2 separate regions of the Homo sapiens genome follow, and region 1 is linked to region 2. Evidence: read pairs that join two places in POLR2A ChIA-PET (ENCODE). Cell type or tissue: Panc1. All regions are shown on one strand. Links, peaks and the distances in the headings refer to the core of each region. The heading gives the core; the rest is flanking DNA.

Evidence for each region. ChIA-PET counts read pairs that join two places held together with the same protein. Peaks named below come from ENCODE experiments on the same cell type or tissue, not always from the same donor. Only the 100,000 strongest peaks of a DNase experiment are listed, where the experiment ranks them.
Region 1: POLR2A ChIA-PET joins it to region 2 with 5 read pairs; 2 of 35 experiments call an interaction of 5 or more read pairs at or near these places.

Annotation. Positions count from the first base shown.
Region 1 is chr10:114,733,007-114,745,983 of GRCh38, reverse strand. It overlaps a transcript of ABLIM1 not described here. Among named protein-coding and RNA genes, the nearest start is that of ABLIM1, 81 kb to the right of the region's middle. In Panc1, for the core only: no CTCF peak of the experiment used is centred there; no DNase peak of the experiment used is centred there; H3K27ac peaks cover 2,241 bases.
Region 2 is chr10:114,673,673-114,686,649 of GRCh38, reverse strand. It overlaps a transcript of ABLIM1 not described here. Among named protein-coding and RNA genes, the nearest start is that of ABLIM1, 22 kb to the right of the region's middle. In Panc1, for the core only: no CTCF peak of the experiment used is centred there; no DNase peak of the experiment used is centred there; H3K27ac peaks cover 2,500 bases.

The DNA of each region.
Region 1 (12,977 bases), core at 5,648-8,147, 60 kb before region 2:
TATATCTAGAAGACCTTTCTCTTATTTTGAGAGAACTCCTCTGCTGTTTTGGAGCCTCTAATATTCAGTAATAATCTTCCTTGCATTATAGAGATTGACGTCATGTTTTCATTGTATTTCTGGTGCTTAGGAATTTTTTTTTTAGACACAGTCTTGCTCTTGTTCCCCAGGCTGGAGAGCAATGGCGCAATCTCAGCTCACTGCAACCTCCACCTCCTGGGTTCAAGCGATTCTCCTACCTCAGCCTCCCAAGTAGCTGGGATTGCAGGCGTAAGCCACCACCACAGGGTTTCACCATGTTGGCCAGGCTGGTCTTGAACTCCTGACCTCAGGTGATCTGCCCACCTTGGCCTCTCAAAGTCCTGGGATTAATGGCATGAGCCACTGTGCCCGGCCAATTAGGAAATATTTTATATATGTTAGAGACAGAGTCTTGCTCTGTCACCCAGGCTGAAATGCCAGTGGCGTGATCTTGGCTCACTGGGGCCTCTGCCTCCCAGGTTCCAGCGATTATCCTGCCTCAGCCTCCTGGGTAGCTGGGATTACAGGCACATGCCACCATGCCTGGCTAATTTTTGTATTTTTAGTACAGACAGGGTTTCACCATTTTGGCCAGGCTGGTCTTGAACTCCTGACCTCAGGTGATCTGCCCGCCTTGGCCTCCCAAAGTGCTAGGATTACAGGCGTGAGCCACTGCACCTGGCCAGGAAATATTTTTAAGTTAACCATTTGTGGAGTCCTTACTACGTGTCAGGCAGGATAGCATTGTAGTTAAGAGAATAGACTCTTTTTCAGTGATGTAGAGGAAGTAGGATTGTGGCTTGGAGGAGAGGGTGGGGCAGTGGAGGAGGACAAGCAGACCAATTAGTGGCATATTTTGGAGGGGGGATTGACAAGAATTGCTGGTGGAGTGGATAGAGACTGAAGGAGAGAGAGAGCACCTGGGAGAGGGAAGCGGGGGTTGTGGTGCTGTTTCTCCCTATCTGGGGAGAGGGGCAATTGAGAGAACAGGTTTTGGAGTGCAAATAACATCAAGAGTTCTGTTTGCACATGCCAGTTTGAGATGCCTCTGAGACATCCAAGGGGGTGGTCAGGCCAGCAACTGGACACCCGAGTCCTTATGTCAGGGCAGGGTCAAGGTGGGAGCTTTCAATTGGGAATTTGTCAGCTAGGAAGAGCATGTAGATGGGACACATTCTCTAAAAGAATGATGCTACCCAAAAATGGCCCAGAGCCTGGTGTTGCTTCATGCCCTGCCTGCTCCCATCCAATATGATAAAAACAGAAATCGAGAATAAGTATTAGAAACTTTATTACTTTTATTTATTTATTTTCTTTGAGACAGGGTCTTACTCTCTCATCCAGGCTGGAGTGCAGTGGCATGAACATGGTTCACTGCAGCCTCAACTTTGTGGACTCAAGCAATCCTCCTGCCTCAGCCTCCTGTGTCCCTGGGACACCAGGCGCATGCCACCATGCTCAGCTAACATTTAGAAACTTTTATAGCAATTACAGCAAATGATCACTTTAATTTTGTATGCCTTTGATTTCATTGTCTTGATAACTTGTTTCTTTGTTGCATTTTTCCGGTCGTATCAGTCTGCGGTGGATTGGAAATTAAAGCAGTGCCTGGGTTCTTCTCCCCAGATGGTTGAGAAACACTGCTGTAAAGTTTAGAGGTTGATCAGGGGAAGAAGAGATAGAATAGAGCCTGAGAATAAATGGCCAGTGAGATAGCAGGAAAACCTTGATTTTCCTTGTACTTGAATCCAATCTAACTAAGTTTGAGTCTACCTCCAAAGCACAGGTGCTTCACTGCAATTTTATATTGCCTTCTCCCTAGAGAGTGTTCCCAGAATGAGGCCTGTGATATAACACCAACAGAACTGTGGTCCCATCACGAAACTTCTGCTTCTACGCCCACGCCACATCTCATGGTCTCCCAAGAGGCCAACTTAGGCTGCCATTACAGGCTGCATTCCTGGTGGTTCATACAGAAATGAGACTCTTCTCCCCAACTTCTTGTCTCACTTTGTCTTGGGTTCCCAGGGAAGCCCTACGTGTGCTTTATGTTTTGTATGTTTTGGAAAGTCCCTCCAGAAGGCAGCTTTTTTTTTCTTTTACATTAGCCCATCTTTTTATGAAGGTTAGACCTTGTTCATGTGGCAAGGCTGAAAACCAGAGCCATCCTCTCCCCTGCATATCAACCCTTACAACAGAAGAGCTGTGATGGAGAACAGGAGGCAGCCACAGCTGACAGTCTCGCTCAGCCAGGCTGGATCTTTAACACAACTTTGAGGTTTTCGTTTTTGAAATATACTATTGACTAACACAGTAACTTCCCCAGAAAAGTTTTGAAAGAGGAATGATTTGATTTTTAGAGGTTCAAGAACTCCTCATGCTTGAGAGAAGGAAAAAAATAGAGAAGACAAATAACTAAAATATTTATTATCTACCACTTGGACTGATTTAAAATTGAGTTTAAAAAACAAATTACTCCACAGAAAGATCCAAGATGGTTATATCTAATTTATGCAAGAAATCTGGCAGTGTGTCTGAATCTGGCAGTTTGAACTCCAAAAAGTACAAGTGGTTCTACTAGTGACCTTTAATGTTTCTGAGTTCCAAAATATATGACACCTTTAATAGCTAATTGAGTTACTTACTCTGAGAGTTCTTCCATTTACTGAGGGCACACTGTCCAGAACCCTAATAATATCTAACCTCATTGCCCCAGAATCAACACCAGTAGAATATAAACCATTAATTCTAGAAGCTATTCTAAATCTTCACTTTTAGGCAAATTACCTTGAAGTTGCTTTTCCTAGTTGCAATTTGCTTTAACCGTATTAATGCTACTACTTATACCCTCAAATATAACCATATTAATTTTAAACGTATACTACTTATTAGTAGTAGTAGTAATGGTAATAATTACAAAAACAAACTAACATTTTTTGAGATACAATGTGCCAAGCAATGTTCTAAGACTTTTACACAGATTAACTAATTTAATCCTCACATCTGTCCTTGAGGTAGATTTTTATTTTTTTATTTTTTTGAGACAGAGTCTTGCTCTGTCACCCAGGCTGGAGTGCAATGGCACAATCTTGGCGCACTACAACCTCCCAGGTTCAAGCGATTCTCGTGCCTCAGCCTCCTGAGTAGCTGGGACTATAGGCGTGTGCCACCACAGCCAGCTAATTTTTGTATTTTTGGTAGAGACAGGGTTTCTCGAGGTTTGCCAGGCTGGTCTCAAACTTCTGGATTCAAGTGATCTGCCTGCCTCAGCCTCCCAAAGTGCTGGGATTACAAGCATGAGCCACTGTGCCTGGCTGAGGTAGATAATATTATTACTCCATTTGACTGATGAGAAAACTGCGGCACACTAAAGTTAAGTCAAGTCACTGCATCAGGAAGAGATTTGTTTTCTTATTCAAGTTGCTGGTCTGGGTATTCTGCCTGTGAAAGTAGGTGATATGAGGAGTGCAGATGAGAATGTTTTCATCTTTGTTTTGCTTATAAATTGTTGGAAATGAACTCAAATAATGCAGTGATGGGGCACAAAGATCAATTGCATCTTCCCTCTTTTTTTGTAGATGGAGTATCCAAAGTGTACTTTTGGCCATTTTTAGTCCTTAGAGAGACTTTGGCATTTTGCAGTTAGCTAACTGCTTTTATAATGTTTACAGTGAAATTAACACGTAGCAATTAAAAATATCCAGGGTCTTTCAAGGGATACTTAATGGAGCCTTTATTTTATAATGCAAAATCGCAAAAGAGTAGTTTTTTATTTATCTTAGAGCATTCATATTTCATTAAAAGGAAGTCAGCTTTGAGAGTCAAAGCTAGCTTTCTGCCAAGGTTAGCAAAATCTATGAGAATTAAGGTTTGCTTTACCCTAAAAATTCTTAAGTATCGAAGTCCATAAGTTATGGATTTTGTTTCATGTAATTGACAAAAAGGTAATTATTCTGTACTTATGTTTTGTTATGGTTTTCCTTAAACAGCTCTCCACGTCTCTAGAAACTTCTACAGGATGCTTTTTATGACTGCATAACATTCCAATGAGTGAATATACCATAATTCAAAGGCATTGCCAACTTGTTTTCCACTAGCAATGTGTAATGGTGCCTTCACTACTTCTGGATTTTAACTTAACAACAAACAATCTCTGTCAGTTACTTGTGGTGAACAAAAAGAATCTTATTATTTGAACTAGCAGGATTTTGATTAGTCATAAATCTAACCTTTATCCATATACTTATTTTGTGAACTCCTTGATTATTTTGAGGAGGGGTAGAGGGATCAGGGAATGTTCCTCCTTTCTCTTCCTAAAGATATTAACCATTTTTTCTAACATATGGTGTACATATTTCTTCTCAGTTATTGGAAGTTCTTTTGATTTTAGATCTAGTGCTCTTTCATTACCTTCAAGGATTCATATTAAGAATAGGCTGGCCAGGCGAGGTGGCTCACGCCTGTAATCCCAGCACTTTGGGAGGCTGAGGCGGGCGGATCACGAGGTCAGAAGATCGAGACCATCCTGGCTAACACGGTGAAACCCCATCTCTACTAAAAATACAAAAAATTAGCCAGGCCTGGTGGCAGGCGTCCATAGTCCCAGCTCCTCGGGAGGCTGAGGCAGGAGAATGGCATGAACCTGAGAGGCGGAGCTTGCAGTGAGCTGAGATGGCGCCACTGCACTCCAGCCTGGGCGACAAAGCGAAACTCCATCTCAAAAAAAAAAAAAAAAAAAAAAAAAAAGAAGAATAGTCCTATCAAGGTGTTATCAAGCAGAATCTTTAGGGTGACTTGTAAATACTATACCACTATGGTAAATGGTTTCCGAAGTACTTAAGACAGTATCTTCCCTGATTTTCAGTCTATGTATCACCCCAGAGAAGCAGAAACACAACTTTTTATTATTTCTTTATTCTTTTTTTTTTTTGAGACAGGATCTCGCTGTGTCACCCAGGTTGGAGTGCAGTGGTGTGATCTCAGCTCACTGCAACCCCCGCTTCCTAGGTTCAAGCTATTCTCCTGCCTCATCCTCCTGAGAGTGGTGCACACCACTATACCCAGCTAAGTTTTGTATTTTTAGTAGATATGGGGCTTCACCATGTTGGCTAGGCTAGTCTCGAACTCCTGACCTCAAGTGATCCTCCTGCCTCAGCCTCCCAAAGTGCTGGGATTACAGGCATGAGCCACCACGCCCAGCCAACTTTTTATTATTTCTAAAGACTGCTTTCATATAGGCTCTGTCCAAGTTGCTATCCCAAGTTACTATATCTAATATAGTATATATATACTATTGAAATTACTGTATCTAATAGTATCCAAGTTACTGTCTCAAGTTACTGTATCTAATCAGTATAGTACTAATTTTCCTGTAAATTTAAATTTTAGGCTGCAGCCACTTCCTTCCATACTCAAACATTTTCCATTTTGAGTCCCCTAGGAGGATGTGAAGGAGTCAGGATTTAATAATGCCCAGATTTCCTCCTCGGTAGAGTAAGAAAGATTTCCGAGGGAAGTGGTGGAAGTCCCCTACACAGTCCCAAGCAAAATTAAAAAAAAAAAATTCCCGAAGAGAAGGTAGGGAAGGGGGAAGAAAGTTCAGCTTCAAATCTGTAACTGTCCATTTGTGTTAGTGCGCCTGCTTTGCTTGTATGTAGCATATGCTACGAGTAGGAAAAGCTTAAAATGCCTATTCTTTAAAGTCCTTCTTATAATTAACAAATATGGGTCCTCTTAAAATCTTGAGGCACATACTAGCATTTCCCAGTCTTAGTTAAGAATCAGGTCAATGCATGTTAAACTATCATCTGCTGTATTGTAAGAGACTCTCCATGTATAGCCTAGACACACTCTTAGATACTTCTGGCGAACATTCTTTCTCTGCGTCTTATAATTGCACATTGTATGTTCAAATTAAGACTTAAAAATTGATGCCAACAGGTTTGCTGTTATTTAAGAAATGGCTATCTCTGTTCTTGCTGAAAATAGGGAATCCATCTAGTATACTCAAGGCCAGGATATTTATTGCTTCTTTTTACTTTAGTTTTATTAATAGAAATATGCCCTAACAAGAAAAGAGCTTGGTTGAGCTTCCTTTAATCCGTTTGGGCTGTTTTCAGTTTATTTTCTAGCATTGAAGCAAAGATGTAACACTGCCTGAATGCTAGTCAAGTTGGCATTTAACCATCTGAATGGAAGTGGGAAATTGCTATATCCAATGGATTCATGTTTTTGATGGCAGAAAGATGTGTTTAATGTGTTCATTTGTTATGCAATTATTTTGTTTTCTGGATTCTGTGATTTAAAAAAAATCAAGAAATCATGATAAAAGCAATGCATATATGATGGGAAATTTTTTTAAAAAAATACTGGATGATATTAAGTTAAAAAAAAATCCAGCCTCAATGGTTCTACATACCAGAATTAATACTTTCAAACAATGCTTTTGTTCTAAATGGTAACACCTAAAAATCTACATTGTTCTTTTTTCATTGATTAACTTCAGACTCCTTATGGTGAAAGATAAAGATTAGCATACTTCCTCTACTTCTACCTCTCCCAACCCTGTCCTGCCTTCTTGTTCTATCAACCCTGGACTCTATGGACTCGCCAGGATGTAAGATGAAGAATGTCCCTAATTATTCCCAGCTTCTCTCACTCCACCTCTTGAGCTCCATCAGTTCTGTCACTACTTTTACACAATCAAAATTTGACATTTACATTTTCATGTTATAATTAAGCTTGTCTTGCTTTGTCTGTAGACTAATTTGTAAACATCGGAAACTAGAGAAAGAAATGCAATTCTGTGTGTTCAAACCTGTAGTTTTTAAAAGAGACTGTTCAAAGCATTAAAATCCAATGGATTTTCTTTTGTTACATTCCAGTTACTTAAAATCACCACCTTTTCATTTGTTTCTATTCAGTTAATGACTTTCTTCTACTTCTCTGCCTATTCTGGAGATTTTAAGTGCCTTTCTTTTTGTGTACCTGAGAAGAAACAATACTTTCACCCCCATTACTAAGACATTTTAGCATCTTAATTGTGCTATCATTTGAAGGGAATCATTTCCCTTATTTGTCTTAAATAGAGCATGTCCTTGTGCATCCTGACCACTCTAGAAAAACAAGAAGTCTATCTTTCCTTCCTCTAACCAACTAGCACTCCCTACTTTTTTTTTTTTATCGTGCCTCAGTTTCCATCTGTTATAGATCCAACAAGGAGTTTATGAATGAAGCTGCCATTTTATTTGTTTCGGTTTTGAGGCACAGTAAAACTATCTATTAAAGCATAAGTGAGCTAGCAAAGACCCATTTCTACTTGAACTAAATCACCAAAAGCTGTGGCCTATCTCTTGAGCTCTGTTTTGGTAGTCTCTGCAGTTTTTCTTTTTAAAGCATGAGAGTAAGTGGATTTTGTCATTATTTTTTCTCCTTAATTGAATGACTAGAGAGTATAAAGTGCTGCTTTAGATCTTGTGCACATTTGTACATTTTCCCATGAATGTCCTACTTGGCTTAGGACAAGTTACTTTGTTTCTCTAGATGCCTGAATTTCTCTCATCCCTTCTTTGGAAAGCATCATTTTTTGATTATTGAGATATAATTCACATATCTGCTGGGCACAGTGGCTCACACCTGTAATTCCAGCACTTTGGGAGGCCAAGGTGGGTGGATCACTTGAAGCCAGGAGTTCGAGACCAGCCTGGCCAACATGGCAAAGCCCCATCTCTACTAAAAATACAAAAAATTAGTCAGACACGGTGGCACGTGCCTGTAGTCCCAGCTACTTGGGAGGCTGAAGCATGAGAATCACTTGAACCTGGGAGGCGGACATTGCTGTGAGCCAAGATCGCGCCACTGCACTCCAGTCTGGGCGACAGAGTGAGGCCCTGTTAAAATAATACATAATAATAATAATAATTTATATATCACAAATTTCACCCTTTAAATTTCAACCTTTAAAGCATACAATTTGATGGGTTTTAGTAAATTTTTTTAGTAAAAGTTTTTTAATATTCACAAAAGTAGTAGTAGAGTGAACATCCATATATCCATCATCCAGAATGAACAGTTATAGTAGTGCCTTTTTTACTAGAGTGGTTCTGAGGCTGAACTGATGCTGGTGAAACATTAATTTCCTGTGTGAATCTGCAAGAGAGAAATCATTCCTATTTTGGCCACTATCTCCTGAGACCATAATCATTTGAAACTCTTTGAATGTTTTCTGTGTTAGGTAGCAACAGATTAAGAGATTTCTTTACTAGGTAGCTTTGAACATGCTCTGTTCTTAGTTCCTTTAGTACATCATCTTGAGGTGTGAGATAAAAATTCTTGAAAAAAATTTAGTGATATTTGTACCTGTTGATCACACAACATTAGAATCTTGCTTCAGTTGGGGTAAGAACTTGGCAGGACATGAGCAGGCCCATTTACAGGATCAGGACTTGGGGTCTGGAGGAGAGCAAGGTGCAGGTTGGGAGGGATTTGGAATTAGAGCTGCCATTGTGTTGAAACCGAGGAGTCAGGAAGCACTGAGGGTGATGTCGTCTCAAAGGTCAAGGTCGGAAAAGGCCTTGAGTTCAGCAGGCCAGATGATTTGAAAAAGTGGTTCTCCAAAATTCTTTGTTTGTTTTTCCTTTTGTTTTGTTTTGCTTTTGAGACAGGGTCTTGCTGTGTTGCCCAGGCTGGAGTGCTCACTGCAATCTCTGCCTCCTGGTTTCAAGAGATTCTCGTGTCTCAGCCTTTGGAGTAGCTGGGGTTACAGGCGCATGCTATTACACCCAGCTAATTTTTGTGTTTTTAGTAGAGATGGAGTTTTCCCATGTTGGCCAGGCTGGTCTTGAACTCCTGGCCTCAAGTGATCTGCCTGCCTCAGCCTTTTGAGTAGCTGGGGTTACAGGCACATGCTATTACACCCAGCTAATTTTTATATTTTTAGTAGAGATGGGGTTTTCCCATGTTGGCCAGGCTGGTCTTGAACTCCTGGCCTCAAGTGATCCGCCTGCCTCAGCCTTCCAAAGAGCTGAGATTATAGGCTTGAGCCACCGCGCTGGGCCAATTCTCCCAAATTCTGATCATAGCCTGTCTGTTTTCTGTCCCTGTTTTTTATTTCCTGCTGATGTTAACTGCCACCGCCCCACAGATGAATCTAGGCTGTGCAGGTGTGCCCTCTTCTTCCAGAGTTAGTAGGATGTTCAGCAACATATACTTGCAAACTATTTCAGATAGATATAATTTAAAGCATCATTGCATTACATCGGGTTTTAAAAGCAGAAATATATGAAGTAATATTTCTCTCTATATGTTGGTCACTAGATTTCAGGGCATTTTATATTTTCAGACTACCCTGTCATGTGTACTGCTGATCTCAATGTTGTCCCTGGATTCATGTTTAGATAGCTGTCACTGGATGTACCATTTATATTTTTCCCAGCATAAATATCTCCTTTGTTATTTTTAAACAATGGTAAATGAATATGTATAATCATTGCTTTTATTGCTTTTTAAGTAGGGACTGAAATGGTAGCTTAGCGTTGTTGTTTTTTAATATCCAACCCAGTCAGCCAATATACTCATCTAATTCTTTGTCCCTGTTTGGATTGGCTTGATAATCAAACCAAGAATGGCAGTGAAAATTAAGTCACTATGGCCCATTTTATTACATTCTTATTTATGAGGTCTTTGCTTAATGCAAGCAGTATCTGTGTTAAATTTCACATTCTAGGGCCAGGCTATTCTTTACAGGTGACAGATGGTATAATAGTGGACTTCAAAACCAATGCCTTCTGGTTCCTGGGGGGCACTTTAAGGTTATGGAAATGATTCTAGAAAAACATCACCACCTGTCTAAATCTCTTCTGCAGGAAGTTTAGCTCTCTTTTGGGGGTACATTACATAAAATCATTGCCTTGCCAGCATATTTAGATGTCATATTGCTCCACAAATGGTGATGTGGGGAGATCTACTGGCCCTTCAAAGGATATTTGGTCAGATATTTTGAGAATAATACAGAAATTTGTGATCACATATTCATATTCTTTCACCTAGTCTCTTTAGTGACAGAGGCACACATGCTATGTTGTAATATTTCTTTGACTATTGTATTCCTGTTCCAGCTTTGTATAATAAATATAACTTTGACTTGACCACAACAACAGTTTGACTGAAACATTTTTCATGATAAGACCAACACATTGGCCGGGCATGGTGGCTCACGCCTGTAATCCCAGCACTGTGGGAGGCCGAGGGGGGCAGATCACGAGGTCAAAAGATCGAGACCATCCTGACCAACATGGTGAAACCCTGTCTGTACTAACAATACAAAAATTAGCTGGGCGTGGTAGCGTGTGCCTGTAGTCCCAGCTACTCAGGAGACTGAGGCAGGAGAATCGCTTGAACCTGGGAGGCAGAGGTTGCAGTGAGCCGAGATCGCGCCACTGCACTCCAGCCTGGTGACAGAGCGAGACTCCGTCTCAAAACAACAACAACAGCAAAACCCAGCACATTTATTAACCTAAAACAAAAAAACCATGGGATTGGCTCCCAGTTGGCTCCCAAATCCCTCTAACATACAGAAATTAGAATTTTTTTATTGTTGTTTTTCTGTGTTCAAAGAAATAAAGGACATTTCACTAGAGGCCTATCTGTACTCGATTGTGCTACAAAATAATAATCTTAGATACCTGAGGAAACCATTGCTGTTTAGACTGAGACTCTTCATCATTAGCCCAGGCATCTGCCTGCCTTCCTCTCTTCATGTTATTCCAGTGTCTGAAACATATTACAGTAAGTAATCAGGGGCTTGTGCTAGCCTACTCAACTGGGGACTTCTTGAGGTCAGGGACTCAAGAATCTATCTTGTCTTTGTAAACCTTTGAAGTGCCTAGAATTGCATTTTGTACATGGTAGAGAAAAAGAAAAGAATTCCAAGGCTGTACTTGCTAACTTGCTGCATTTTATGTAGTCACATAAGCCCCTTTAAGTCCATGCTGGAACCAGTGTAGGTAGCATGTTCTCACTTTAAAGCTCTTCCAGCCAAGAACTTTCCTACGTTTACTTAATTATTAGCTATTTAGTAAGCCTATTTTGCGTATGTTTACTTATTAGTTATTTACTAAGTTATCGCTAGATGAAGGGCATTCTGTTGGGCAGTGTGAGATACATACCAAAGAAACCCAACCCTCAGGAAACCTCCCGTTTGGTTGTGAAGAGGATTTATCCCTTTTGAAAATTCAATAATCCATGTAAAATTATCAGATGAGGATTTGGTGCCAGGATAAGTCATGTCACGGGCAGGAAAGCACACAACCTTATTATGTGCCCAGTGGTCTGGGAAGTCTTCCTCTCCCAAGGAGTTGAGCTGAGAAAATATTTGCAGATCATTGCAAAGGATTTGGAAAACAGAGGGTGAGGTGGGCCTTCCAGAGAAGGAGGATTGGGGGAACAAGGTGCGAGAGTTGCGGGGGTGTTGTGTTGAAGAATTGTCTGGGAGAAACTGAAGGAAACCAATTTGGCTAGAATGGAGACTTTGGGAGAGTGTCATTGGAGTAAGGTTGGAAACCTGGGTTAGGACCACATTATGGAGGGCACGAATGTGAGGTTATGGATTTAGCTGTGTAAACAGAAAGGCATTTTGAAGGTTTTGAGCAAGGGAGTGCCATCATCTAAGTGGTATTTTAGGGAGATTTGGTGGAGAACCAGTTATAGGGTGAATTAGATTAGGTGACAAGGAGCTGGGGCAGGGAACAAAGGCAGGAAGACCAGTTAGAGTTACTGAATCCAGCTATTAAAGTTGCAAGGTCATGGCCAAGCGTGATGGTTCATGCCTATAATCCCAGCACTTTGGGAGGCTGAGGTGGGCGGATCACCTGAGGTCAGAAGTTTGAGACCAGCCTGACCAACATGGCGAAACCCCATCTCTACTAAAAAACAAAAATCAGCCGGGCATGGTGGCACACGCCTGTAATCCTAGCTATTTGGCAGGCTGAGGCAGGAGAATTGCTTGAATCTGGGAGGCAGAGATTGCAGTGAGCCAAGATTGTGCCACTGTATTCTATCCAGCCTGGGTGACAGAGTGAGACTTCATCTCAAAAAATAATAATAATTAAAAAAAAATAAAGTTGCAAGGTTCTCAAATCTGGAGTTGTTGGTTAAAATATAAAAGAAGAATGAAATGCCAGAAACATTTTTATAGAACAAATCAGCAATGGAGGCGTATGTTTCTGATACAGGTGGTATCTGGCAGATGTACCTGGTCTGCGACTTATTGGGAGCAAACACATCCTTTATCTAATTATAAGAATACTGAATCTGGATGTTATTAATTGATTTCCCCAGGCACTACCTGTGTTCCTGGGTACTGAAGAAAATGGGGTGTGACATCTTGAAGGATTTATCTCAGTAGGGTCCAGTTCAGAACATAAATAAATAACTTTAGCTCAGCATGCTACAAGAAGGCTGACTTTTACATTGTTTAGCATGTCTGATTAAATTAATTTCAGAGACTAAACTTTAAATCTTCAAAGGGCATGTTTTTGCTCGGGGTACAGCATTACAGTAGCTGAATTACATATGCTCAAGCCCCATGAGCATTAGGTTATTTTGTTCTAAAGGGCAATTTTTTTGGTCCTACTTTGTATTGCATAAAAATTCAAAGGATTCAGAATAGTTGCTGTTTTCCCTGTGGTCTTTGATTAGGACTCTGTTCCCTCTGTTCTTCCACCCTGGACCTATCAATCACCTATCACCTACTAGTACCTGATTCACACTGTACCTGGCATCCCACCCAATCTTTCTAACTTACCAATGAGATTGTGTCACTTCCTTGCTGAAAACCCTTCTAAGCAGTTTTGCTTACAGAGCAAAGTCCAAATTCTGTAACTACACTCATGGCTCTCCACAACATAATTGAGCCACTTTTAGGATTCATAATATGGAATCAGTGATTCCAGCACATT
Region 2 (12,977 bases), core at 6,173-8,672:
CTCAGAAAGAAAGAGAGATAAAGAGAGAAGAAGGAAGGGAGAAAGGAAAAGAGGAAGGAAGAGAGAAAGAAAATTGTGCATTTTAAACAAGTTTCTAGGCAGTTGGTTTCACCTCTTTTGTTTTTGTTTTTTTTTTTGAGACGGGGTCTCACCCTGTCACCCAGGATGGCATGCAGTGGTGTGATCATGGCTCACTGCAGCCCCAATCTTCTGGGCTCAAGCAATCCTCCTGCCTCAGCCTCCTGAGTAGCTAGGACTATAGGTGCAGGCCGCCATGCCTGCCTAATTTTTTTTTTAATTTTTAGTAGAGACAAGGTCCTGCAATACTTTCCAGGCTGGTCTGAAATTCCAGAGCTCAAACTATCCTCCCATCTCGGCCTCCCAAACTGCTGGGATTACAGGCATGAGTCACCACACCTGGCCAGTTTCTTGACTATAATAAATCATCAACCAAATTGTGGTTCAACTAACACAAGTCAAATTTGGAGGACTATGATTAGGAAAGAATCACTTTATTGCTTAACATTCAAAAAAATCAAAGTTTCAATATTGGATTGCCTGCTCCCCCACTTTGCCCCTGTCCTGCCTTGTAAAAGGCAAGGAACCAATGCAATGCAGGTTATTTTTAAACTAGCACCCTATTTTAGCCCCTGAAAATAGCTGTAGCTCTGTACTTGGTTTCTTCTCTCATTTAATATCAAGTAGGAATAATACTTCGAGATTTAAAGGAGTAGGAAAAACTAGCCTCCATTACATTTTAAATGCAGGCTAACAAGAATAAAGAATGCAACGATGAAAGACTTCCATCCTTATGGTAAAAATCCCAAGACACTAACAAAAAACACATTAGGCTAAAATATGGAATCACTATCATGAGAATGCAAGGCATTAGGTGTAATCAGAAGATTTCAGTTGATGCGACTGGCCTTTGGCAGCAGCTGACACATGACAGCTCTGCAAATGGCAAGCATTTTATCAACGAGCAATCCAGTTGTGATTCTTTGTCTGGCGCCTGGTGCTACAGCCAAGTCAGGAGGACGTTATCAGAGGCACCAAGTTCCAGGCAGTAGCCTGGACCAGGGGAAGGGCACATAGGGTGACCCATGAGGATGGCTGTCTACCCGAGTCATTTCAAAACAAAATAAAAAAGCCACTTAGCTGGGGAAGAGAGTAAGCCAGGACTCTTCAATTAATCAAACTTTGCATTTGGCCAATGTGTTTCAAATAGTCTTGTTTTCCAGTGGATTGATTATAGGCCTTACATTAAATTAATATCTCACAACGGGTGCTGCTGGTTACATCTTTATTGGAGGAATTAAATGTTTTACCCTCACATTTAAAGCAATTATGCCAGTTTCCTCCTATTTCTTAGCCAATGTGTGTATCTGATGCCAAGGATATTTGTCCTAAGGGTCTTTTTCCATTTAAACTGTCTTCATAACTTTTCCAATATGCAAAATTCCCGGTGTTCAAAAATAACTGTGAGAAAAGTTGGATTGTGGGTGGTGGATAATCCAGCCCAACATCAGGGCATTACTGACGAAAGGAAAAAAATGCCTCTTTCCTGAGTCTTTCCGGATGAGGTCATTGTTTTCAGACAGCTTGTATACCTAATATAAAAAGGCTCAAAGTCCACGGCTCGTCTCATACCAGGAGTTTGTCAGGGAACTGTTTCCAAAGCCATAATGAATAATCAGGCTGTTAGTAAAAGAAGCCTCTCCAAGTTATAGCATTTTTTAAAAATTCTAGTAGTGAAGAAAATAATTAAAAGCCCATCTGGTTGAGATAGTAATTCATTAAGGAAAAAGAGGAGGCAGAAGGCTGGGGAATAATCGATCCTTTTCTTTCTTTATTTCATGTGTTTCAGTTATTGTGAAATGATAGTGATCAAAATCTGGATTCTGGATTGTGCAGAATGCAGGAAAATCCTAGGAACATTCTTGGCGTGTTCTAATAGTGGCTTCCCAGAAACGAGTGTTTTCAGTGGGTGTGGCGTCATTGAGCTGATGTGCTTTTGCAAGGGGTCTCTTTAGAAGTGGTAGGGGCAGGGTCGAGAGAAGAAGGGGATGCAGAATCTGTACATGAGGAAGGAGCCAGAGTCACTCAGGAAACTCCTCATTCTTCCTGCGCTGGCTGTGGCACACCCACCGGTGGCACACCCCTCCCTCGGGTCCAGTTCAGCCCACAGACTCCTGGGAGGAGAGCCAGGGCCCCAGCCTCTCCTTTGAGGAGTGTTGCAGCCTTTCTGTGTGCCAGATGCCTAGTGAAGAAAAGCTGAAACCCTGGAGCTTTGTGCATGTTAATGACCTTGGAAATGACTGAGCTCACGGACCCTCATCACACCATGGGAGACTACAAAGGTTAGACCGTCCATTTTGTAAAGTCAGCATATATTCTGTCTGGGGTCGACCGTGTCTTTAAAGATGAGGAAAGATGCAGGGCTTTTCCATTTGATAAAATTGTTTTACACTTATGATAATAAGTAAAAGATTGTTTTACAATCTATTTCTGTGATAGTACATATCTGTATAAAATGCACATCTTATTTGTCAACATATTTACATATATTCTTAATATAACAGGATGTTAAAATCGACATGACTCTTTTGTAGCAGTAGCCCAGCTCAACTCAACCAACAGTAGGTTGGTCCTTTGGGCACATTAAAAGGCATCTTCAGTGACTGTGGGCAAACACCTGTGATCCTATTTCTGGGCATTTTGTTTGAGTTTGGATGTCATCTCTAGGATGCTTTCCCTACAGTTGTGTTTGATGGGAGAGTTTGTTCCGTGGTGAGGCTGGCTGGCTTCAGGAGTGCCCCGGCTGGTCCTGCTCAGCATCCCCAGGGGCCGACAGCCAACACCACGTCCAACAGAACTGCAGAGGGTGGCCCCACGCAGTCTCACAGGCTGCTCCATTGAAACCTAGGGACTGTGGCGATCGGTTGCTGATTCCTTTGATACTGGACCCCTTAAGATAAGAGAGTGTAACTTATTTTGGTTCCTGGAGAGTAGACTCGTGGGTAATTCCAGATACGGCAGGTAGGCTGGGCCCCCTCCCTCCTTCACTTCCAATCTCGCCACTCTTCTCTGTTTCGCAGGACCTCCGGTGAGCTTGGGTTTGCCTTTGTACCCAGGACTGGTAGGACTGGGGAGCCGGGTCTGCTACACTTCACATGTATACACTTGTTACGAGGTACAAAGGAATCTGAGGTTGGCACACGCTGTAACTGATGAATAATTCATGGTGGCTTTTTATGCCACACAGTTTTCTCCTGTAAATGAGCATGATTTTGAAAGACTATGCTGATTTAAAAGTCCAGTAATGTGGTTTCCTATTCCTCACTGACCTGCCTTGGACGTTTACTGGAAAGACGAAAGTTGACAAACATTAGAATAGGAAAACTTAAAGTGGACGATGGCCCCACGTGGGTGGTCAGCCAAGAACAGCCCTCCCCTGTTCTTTCTAAAGGATAACGTCACCTCAGGTTTACACAAGATTCTTTGACATTCTGGACTTTCCTCAAATATAGAATTTGAATTTTAATAAGGACACTATGCATATTAATTAGAATGCATTCGTGTATTCCTGATACATTTAGAGTGGAAAACTATGATGCTATGTCTTTTCCAACTGAATGGGGTCCTAGTGATAAAATTAGAATATCTCAAGATGTCTAGATGTCTTTATTTAAATGAATTTAAAGTCCTCTGTTTTTCTTGTACTGTACAAAGAGTGGATTTTAGTTTGGCTTTCCAGAAAGATAGGGCAGGTTTTGGAAGAAATCTTACACGCAGAGAGACTGTAAGTAAACAGAGTAAGTGATACATCTAATTATATTTTTAGTGGTCAAGCCAGAAAGAACAACGTTCTTTCTCTTCCTTGTTTTTTAACTACTCTCCTCCCTTCTACTCCGTGGCATATTTTTAAGGTATTTGGAGTCTTTCCACTTGCTACCAGCTGGAATCTACAGAAACCGTATCTCTAGAACACTCAGCAGTTGACTTGAAGCTCAGTCATAATTAAATTGGAAGTTGGCAAATTATTCCAAGACTTAAAAACAGGCACACCTTATGTTTGGAACATAAGGGGTTTTGCTACTCTGCATTGTTTTAAATGTACTCTCTATAGGGAATATGGGCAATACTTTTAATTAGCTTTTTTTAAACAAAAGGATATTTTGAAAGGATATGTAATAAATAAGTCTGACCCTGCTTACATTTTATTTATTATTCTCAGTAGCTGGTTCCCGGATGTTTTAAAACAACAGCAAAGCTTGCAGCTGTTCATCCATCTCTCTTTAGTAAGAGAAGATCATCCTGTCCTTTCTCTCCTGGCACAGCTTGAAAGCATTAGCTAGTTAGGTGGCTGCTGATTTAAGACTTTGATACAGTGACTTACAACCTTCTGCTCTAAAGGATATACTTAGAGCTAGTGTTTGTTTACAATTAATAGTAATTTAGGACTTTGAGATAGTCAGCCGTTAATTTTATATTAAAATCTGACTGCTGACATGTATGTCTCCATCGTTAACATAGTTTAAATATTGGGGTGGTAGCCAGGATAGCAATTCAGAATATTGGGATTTTACAAGACTTATCACTAAATGTCATTCATTTCCAAAAAGAGGGAAAATGCATCGTGCCGATTAGCACTACTTTTAGGTTTCATATGAGAGAATGGAAATGCCAGACAGGTTTTCCTGCTTCCAAAGGCAGTCACAGCTGCCACTGCAAATGAGCGCTGCCACAGTCGGTGACCAGTGGGTCAATCAGAGCATGACATTGCCAGGAACGTGCCCCAGGAGTGGGAGCAGGCAGCATGCTCGGAGAATTGGGCACTGGATTTCCATAAAACAGTCAGCAATAGACTGAGTCTTAGGAGCTTCTGTCTGAGTCATAGGCTCCCCAGGCTTGTGACCACACCAGGGTACCTTGAATATCTTCCTGGAACAGGAACTCCCCAAGCCTGCTATCACTCTTCTTTGTAATATTTTGCCTGGGAAACATATGTCCTGCTGTCATGTGAATTGAAGTGGCGTAGAGAGTTAGAAGGGGATGTAGTATACACAGTGCTCTTGGGAAAATGCCAGCATGTTCATGGGGTGGCATTATTTTGTGGGAAGCACATCCCTGGTGACTATTTTTAAATGGTTTAGGCCAGGCGTGATGGCTCATGCCTATAATCCCAGCACTTTGGGAGGCTGAGGCGGGCAGATCACTTGAGGTCAGAAGTTCGAGACCAGACTGGCCAACGTGGTGAAACCTCATTTCTACTAAAAATACAAAATTAGCCAGGCATGGTGACACACGCCTGTAATCCCAGCTACTCAGGAGGCTGAGGCAGGAGAATCACTTGAACCCAAGAGGCGGAGGTTGCGTTGAGCTGAGATCGTGCCACTGCACTCAAGCCTGGGCAAAAAGAGCAAAACTCTCTCTCTCAATATAAAAATTAAAATAAAAAATATATAAAATGGCTAAAATGGTCTGGTAGCCCCATTTTCCATATATAAGGTAATGCTGGTTGTATGACTAGCTAAATGTACCTGCAGATTCATGGATTAATCAGCCACTTCACTGATTGTGGCTCTTGGCCCCACCCACATCTTTATTTTTTTACATTTAGAGTGACTGTCACTGTAATAGTCTGTCTCTAATTGGTAGCTTCATCAGGGAGGGTCTCCTGGTGAGTCATAGAGCCATCCCTATACTTGGCATTGGAGCTGTTAAGTAACATTCTGCTGTAATTAATTTACAAGCACTTTTCAACAGGTGGCAGGCACCATGCTAGGGACTGTTCAGAATAAATCTCTGTCATTTAGAATGATAATCCTGGAAGGTCCACTGGCATATATGGGCAACTAACCAACATGAGACATTATGTAATGACCTGAGCAAGAGTGGAGAATGCAAGTGTTGGGATAAATGATGTGAGAGGATGTCATCATCTAAAGATGTTAGAAAGCTGGCTAGGGAAGGCCCGGGGGATCCTTCGGGATATAGATGACCTCGCTGGTTAGAAGGGGCAGATCTGAGCATGGGTCACCATGGCTCCAGTATGAAGGAAGGGTGCCTCTTGTCCTCAGAAACCATTTCTGCCCCTTCCACACTGCCAGAGCCACAGAGGATTGGGGATTTATTTTCCCCTTGCTAACATGATTGTTCTTTGGTAAATTTCAAAGTGATTTTAACAAATATAAATGCATAACTATGGACTTGTAGAAGGAAAGCATGCTCCTTTTGAGCATGATGCACTGGTGAAGTGCTTGAGCTCTAGAAGCAGAGAGATTTGGTCAGATGGCAGCTTGGACACCTACTAGCTGTGTAATCTTGGCCAAATTTCTCAACTTCTCTAAGCCTCAGTTTCCACATCTGTAAAATAGAGATAACAATACTGTCTGCTTTATAAGATTGTGAGGATGAAGTGAGAATATCTATAAGACTCATGGCACAGTGCCTCCCGCGTAATAATGAATGGGTTATATAATTGGCAATTAGAGTTCCATCTGGGAGATTCAGATTCTTGCAAATTATTTATAACGTTGAACAGTGCTATGAATCCAAGGCCTTGATTCTAGTTTGGTAATTTTATTTTAGTTTTATGTCTGTGTGTTTTGCTTATTTTTAATTATAAAAATCATGTAAGAATAGGCTTTCATTGTAAAAATTTCAAACACTACATGAGAGGCAAAAGCTCCCTTTGACCGCTGCCCAAAATTAGGGGATAACAACTATTAGCTGTTTTATTTATCTATTTTATTTTCATCAAAGTAATCCATATTCCTAGTTTTAAAAGGCAGATAGTGTCTTCTCGCATGAATGGGAGACAAAGGAATGAGAGAGCCAAAGAGTATAGAGTTTTTCTGGCCTGACTTCTTAGGATGACGAAAACTGGGGCATTTCTGTTCCAGAATGTGGCATTTCCCAATGAGACATTTTGCATTTTTATGTTTCATGGTTGAATAAACATGCAATTTATTAAAAGGTTTAAGATATTTCTTTTTTTTTTTTTTTTTTGAGACGGAGTTTTGTTCTTGTTACCCAGGCTGGAGTGCAATGGCAGGATCTCGGCTCACTGCAACCTCCACCTCCAGGGTTCCAGCAATTCTCCTGCCTCAGCCTCCTGAGTAGCTGGGACCACAGGCACACGCCACCACGCCCGGCTAATTTTGTAATTTTTAGTAGAGACAAGGTTTCTCCATGTTGGTCAGGCTGGTCTCAAACTCCCGACCTCAGGTGATCCACCCGCCTAGGCCTCCCAGAGTGCTGGGATTACAGACATGAGCCACCACTCCCGGCAAGGTTTAAGATATTTCTAACTTGGCCTGTTTGGTGGGGAGAAAATTAATAGCAAACAACAGGGGTCTGGCAAGCCCTCAGAAGAGCAGGCAGCACACTTTTTCTGTAAAGAGCCAGATAGTAAGATTTTAGGTTTGATGAGACATATGGTTGGTGTCATGCTGCTTTCTTTCTCTTTCTTTCTTTCCTTCTTTCTTTCTTTTTCATCATGCTGACACAGAAGGGCAAGACAGCATGTAGAAATATGCGTGACCTCTTGACGGCTAAGTTCATAACTGGCACACTGTCACTTCTTTATTCTATAAGCCAGATGAGTCACATCATCAATTCCAGTCTCAAAGTGAGAGGGCATTCAAAGTTACATGGCAAAGGGCATGGATATAAGGAGGGGTGATAAATTCAGCCAATGATATAATCCACCATAGCTTCTATGCAGTACCAGTGGTATTGGCATGAATAGACATGCACTGAGACTCAGTGAAATAAAATTATTATGCTCAGTTAACCTGAAATACTTTATTCTTGGTTTAAAAAAGAAAATAAAAAGACAATCTAACCCTAGGGAACTTTCTAACAAACTCAAGGAAATGGTACACAGATGAAACCAATGAATAAGATGTTTATAGAGCAAACAGCTAAGAAATACAAGATTTGAATGCTTTGTGTGATTAGCCTAAAGCATACTTTTTCTGTGAAGGGCACAATAGTAAATATTTGAGTCTTTGTGAGCCAAATGGTCTCTGCTGCAACTACTCAAGTCTGAGATTGTAGCACAAAAGCAGCCGTAGACAATACATAAATAAATGGACATGGCTGCTTTCAACAGAACTTCATTTACAAACACAGGCAGCAGGCATTAGTTTACAGACCACTGCCCTAGACTACTGAAAGAAATAAGAAAGAGTCAGCTGTGGAAGACTTCTTGAAAAAGAATCCGTGGTTTCAAAGGCGATAAAGATTAGTTTAGCTTAACGAGACATGCTTTAGAAATGAAGTCAGAAAACAATTATATGATTGTTCAATAAATTTGCCAACAGGTTAATGTAGTTAGTTCAGTCAGAATGAAAACAATAATGAAAACTCATCATTCTTTCAAAATATTACTTGGTACTAATTATTTCTGCTCTAAAACCCTGTTTGAAAACCTGTTTGCTAAGAACGTTCATGTTTTTGCTTAGCTGGAGAATGAGGAAAAAAAAAAGGATTAGAAATAAAATGAAAGAAATACCTAATTAAAGTGATTTGATTTTATGCCACTTTAAAACATTTATTTGATTGATATGACCTAGATGTGTGTAAAGGAACTAAAGGAATTAAAAAAGAATGGTTGATTTTTAACCATCAGGAAACCATGCAAATTCAAGTGAGTATTTTTCTATTGTCAGTTGTATTTCACCTAGATTTTACTCACCAACTTTCATGTGTTTCCTCTCCATGTTTGGAGATAGAATGAAGCCTGGAATACTGTTACAAAATGAACAGTTTTTTGCTAGAAATCTTTAATACCAGTTTACTCAATTACAGTCAGCTTGTAGTTGGGAACCTGTAGTTAGATGATTTCTTTTTTATTTTTATTTTTTTGAGGCAGAGTCTGGCTGTTGCCCAGGCTGGAGTGCAGTGGCGCAATCTTGGCTCACTGCAACCTCCACCTCCCAAGTTCAAGTGGTTCTCCTGCTTCAGCCTCCCAAGTAGGTGGAATTACAGGCGCATGCCACCACACATGGCTCATTTTTTGTATCTTTTGGTAGAGACGGGGTTTTACCATGTTGGCCAGGATGGTCTTAAACACCTGGCCTCAAGTGATCCTCCCACCTCGGCCTCCCAAAGGGCTGGGATTACAGGCGTGAGCCACTATACCTAGCCAGTTAGCCAGATTTCTGCTGATTAAACCCAGATACAGAAGAGTTTGGAGTGTAGCTTTAGGAAAGGTGGGAAGGCAGAATGCTCCTTGGATAAGAGGCTTAATGCTATCAATATTTTTCTCAGGCTTTATACTTTTCTCAGGTATTTCTGGGTTTTTTGTCCTGACAGCAATGTCATAATACACACAGAAGAAGGGGCGTGAGGGGGATTGTTTTATTTCATTCATTTCACTATTATATACTGAGCTCCTACTATGTGACAGTCACCATGCTAGGACCTGGGGATACAGTCATGAGAAAGGTGGCTATGAGTCTTCCCTTTGTGGAGCTCATAGGCCAGCAGCAGTGGCAAACAAGTGGACCATAGCATGCCAGGGGTTCCAGGAGGGTCCCCCAGAGGGAGGGAACCAGGCTTTTCAGAAGTAAGAGGGATTTTTCTTGAGGTAGATAAACTTGGCCAGGCACGGTGGCTCATGCCTGTAATCCCAGCACTTTGGGAGGCCAAGGCAGGGCAGATCACCTGAGGTTAGGAGTTTGGGACCAGCCTGGCCAACATGGAGAAACCCCGTCTGTACTAAAAATACAAAAGTTAGCCAGGCATGCTGGTGCACGCCTGTACTCCCAGCTACTCAGGAGGCTGAGGCAGGAGAATCGCTTGAACCCAGGAGGTAGACGTTGCAGTGAGTCGAGATCATGCCACTGCACTCCAGCCTGGGTGACAGAGACTCCATCTCAAAGAAAAAAGCTTCATACTGATTTTATATACATATGATTAAAATAAAACCGCACAGTGAAAGGACTTAGGAGTCTCCATTCCTAGTCATTAAGCCTGAGATTGGCAATAAAATTTAAAGGAATTCTTGAGGGGTTTTGAGAACACAATAATCTGAAATCCCCCGAGTTTCTTGGGAATACCATTTCCCCAAGAAACATAATCGTATAAATCCAGTCTCATGGTTACTGATTGTTCTCTTACATTTTCTTTTTTTTTGTTTTTTTGAGACAGAGTCTTTTTTGAGATGGAGTCTAGCTCTGTCGCCAGGCTGGAGTGCAGTGTCGCGATCTCGGTTCACTGCAATCTCCGCTTCCCGGGTTCAAGCCATTCTCCTGCCTCAGCCTCCCGAGTAGCTGGGATTACAGTCACGCACCACCACACCCAGCTAATTTTTGTATTTTTAGTAGAGACGGTATTTTGCCATGTTGGCCAGGCTGCTCTCAATCTACTGACCTCGTGATTCACCCACCTCGGCCTCCCAAAGTGCTGTGATTAGAGGCGTGAGCCATCGCGCCCAGTCACATTTTCTTTTCATTTGTTGTTATACCAGTTGTGTTTCCTTCTTTTCTTGAGAAGTCGTCTTGCCCCACTGTCAGGTAATTTCCTTTCTTCTGGTTATGCATTGAATTGTGTCCTCACAAAGGACGCTGAAGTCCTAATCGCCAGTACCTGTGACTGTGACCTTATTTGGATCACCTTAACAGACCATCAAGTTAAGATGAGGTCATGAGGGTAGGCTTTAACCTAACATGAGATGTCGTTAAAAAAAGGGAAATTTGGATGCAGAGATGGACATGCATAGGTAAAAATGGCATAAAGACACAAGAGAACCATCTCCAAACCAAGAAAGGCCTGAACCTACCAGAGAGTAGCAGAGAGGAATGGAACAGATTCTCCCTCACAGCCCTCAGAAGGAACCGACTCTGCACTCTTTGACTTTGAATTTCTAGTCTCCAGAACTGTGAGACAGTTTCTGTTGTGTAAGCCACCCAGTCTACGATACTTTGTAATAGAAGCCCCAGAAAACTAGTACATCTTAGCTAATGCATAAGGTCCTGGTAAGCATGACAGGAGTTGTATATGTAAATACACGCAAAGGCTAGTGGCTGGTGTATTAGTCTGTTCTCACACTGCTATAAGGACATACCTGAGACTGGGTAATTTATAAAGGAAAGAGGTTTAATGGACTCACATTTCCACATGGCTGAGGAGGCCTCACAATCACGGCAGAAGGCGAAGGAGGAGCAAAGTCACCTCTTACATGGAGGCAGGCAAGAGACCATGTTCAGGAGAACTGCCCTTTATAAAACCATCAGATCTTGTGAGACTTATTCACTATCACAAGAATAGCATGGAAAAGACCCACCCCCATGATTCAGTTACCTCCCACTGGGTCCCTCCAGTAACATGTGGGGATTTGTGGGAGCTACAGTTCAAGATGAGATTTGGATGGGGACACAGCCAAACCATATCAGCTGGTACATACTTGTCATCTTATTGTAATGTAGGCTTCAGCTTGGGAGTCATCAACATGGGGCTCTCTACCCAATGATGACAGCTCTTCAATGATTGTGGATACTTGGCGACATAGGGTGAATGGAACATAGGGAACATAGGGAACATCTGGGACATAGGGATGGGCAAGATATTCCATCTCAGGACATAGGGAGCATTTGGTTATAACCACGCTGATACAGAGGACTTTCTACCATTATATGATGGCCATGGAAAGAGCCGTGTGCTCATATAGCAAGAGAGCCAAGAGAGGTTCTAAGGAGAAAGATTAGGTCAGGGAATTCTGGGCAGAAACTGCCTGAGATCCAGCCTCCCACAAACTTTCATCTTTAAAGATTTTCCATCTTTATGAAGAAGAAAATATTTTTCTAGTCTCTTCATGACTCTCAGAGCATTCTTATAAATTTCTGATTTTGAAGGTTTAACAGTGTCCCTTCACTTCACTTCCACTTTTGAGATGGAGCAAGACTCCATCTCAAAAAAAAAAAAAAAAGAATAACAATTATTAAGATAGCTCAGATCTTTTGAGTCCTCACTCTGTGGCAGGCACTGTGCTATGTCTTTACATATTGTATTATCTAATTTAAATCTCATTTAATTGCCTTAACAGTTCTAGGAAGGAGGTGAGGAAACTGTTACTTACAAAACATTTTCCCAACTTCGTGGTAAATCTTGCCCAACTTCGTGGTAAATAGCGGAGCCAGAGCTTGAACCCAACTCTGACTGCAGAACTTATGTCTCACTACCTTCTGAATTCCTGAACACCAAGTGGCTGAGAATATGAAACATTTTTACAGTTACGATGTACATTTAAAATAATAACTGCTAAACTGATTCTTAGGAATTGAGACCAAAGGTGTGTACAAAAGGTCTCTCTTCTTTTTAATTAATTAATTTTTTTTTTTTTTTTTTGTGACAGAGTCTCGCTCTGTGGCCCAGGCTGGAATGCAGTGGCATGATCTTGGCTCACTGTAACCTTCACCTCCCAGGTTCAAGCAATTCTGGTGCCTCAGCCTCCTGAGTAGCTGGGACTACAGGCGCATGCCACCACACCTGGCTGATTTTTGTGTTTCTAGTATAGATGGGGTTTCGCCATGTTGGCCAGGCTGGTCTCGAACTCTTGACCTCAAGTGACCTGCCTGCCTCGGCCTCCCAAAGTTCTGAGATTACAGGCATGAGCCACCACACTGGGACCAGATGGTCCCTCTTAAACTCTATTTTGCTAACTAGATAACCTGGTTCTCCCCACTTTTTTTTCCTCTGATTACATTTGCCTGAATTTTGCCCTTAATGTCTCTCTTCTCAATAGTCTTTTATTTTTTTAAGTCACTCTAGGGATTTCATCTTTATTGAAAACAAAAAAGATTCAGATCAGTAATTGAACAACTACTGAAGCCCGTCATCGTGTCCAAATAATTGGTCATATAATAAATATGGTCCCTCCTCATGTGATGCTCCTTGCAGGCTTTTGAGAAGTCAGACAACTGCATAATTATAAATTGTGGTACCATGAGAAAATATATAGGATA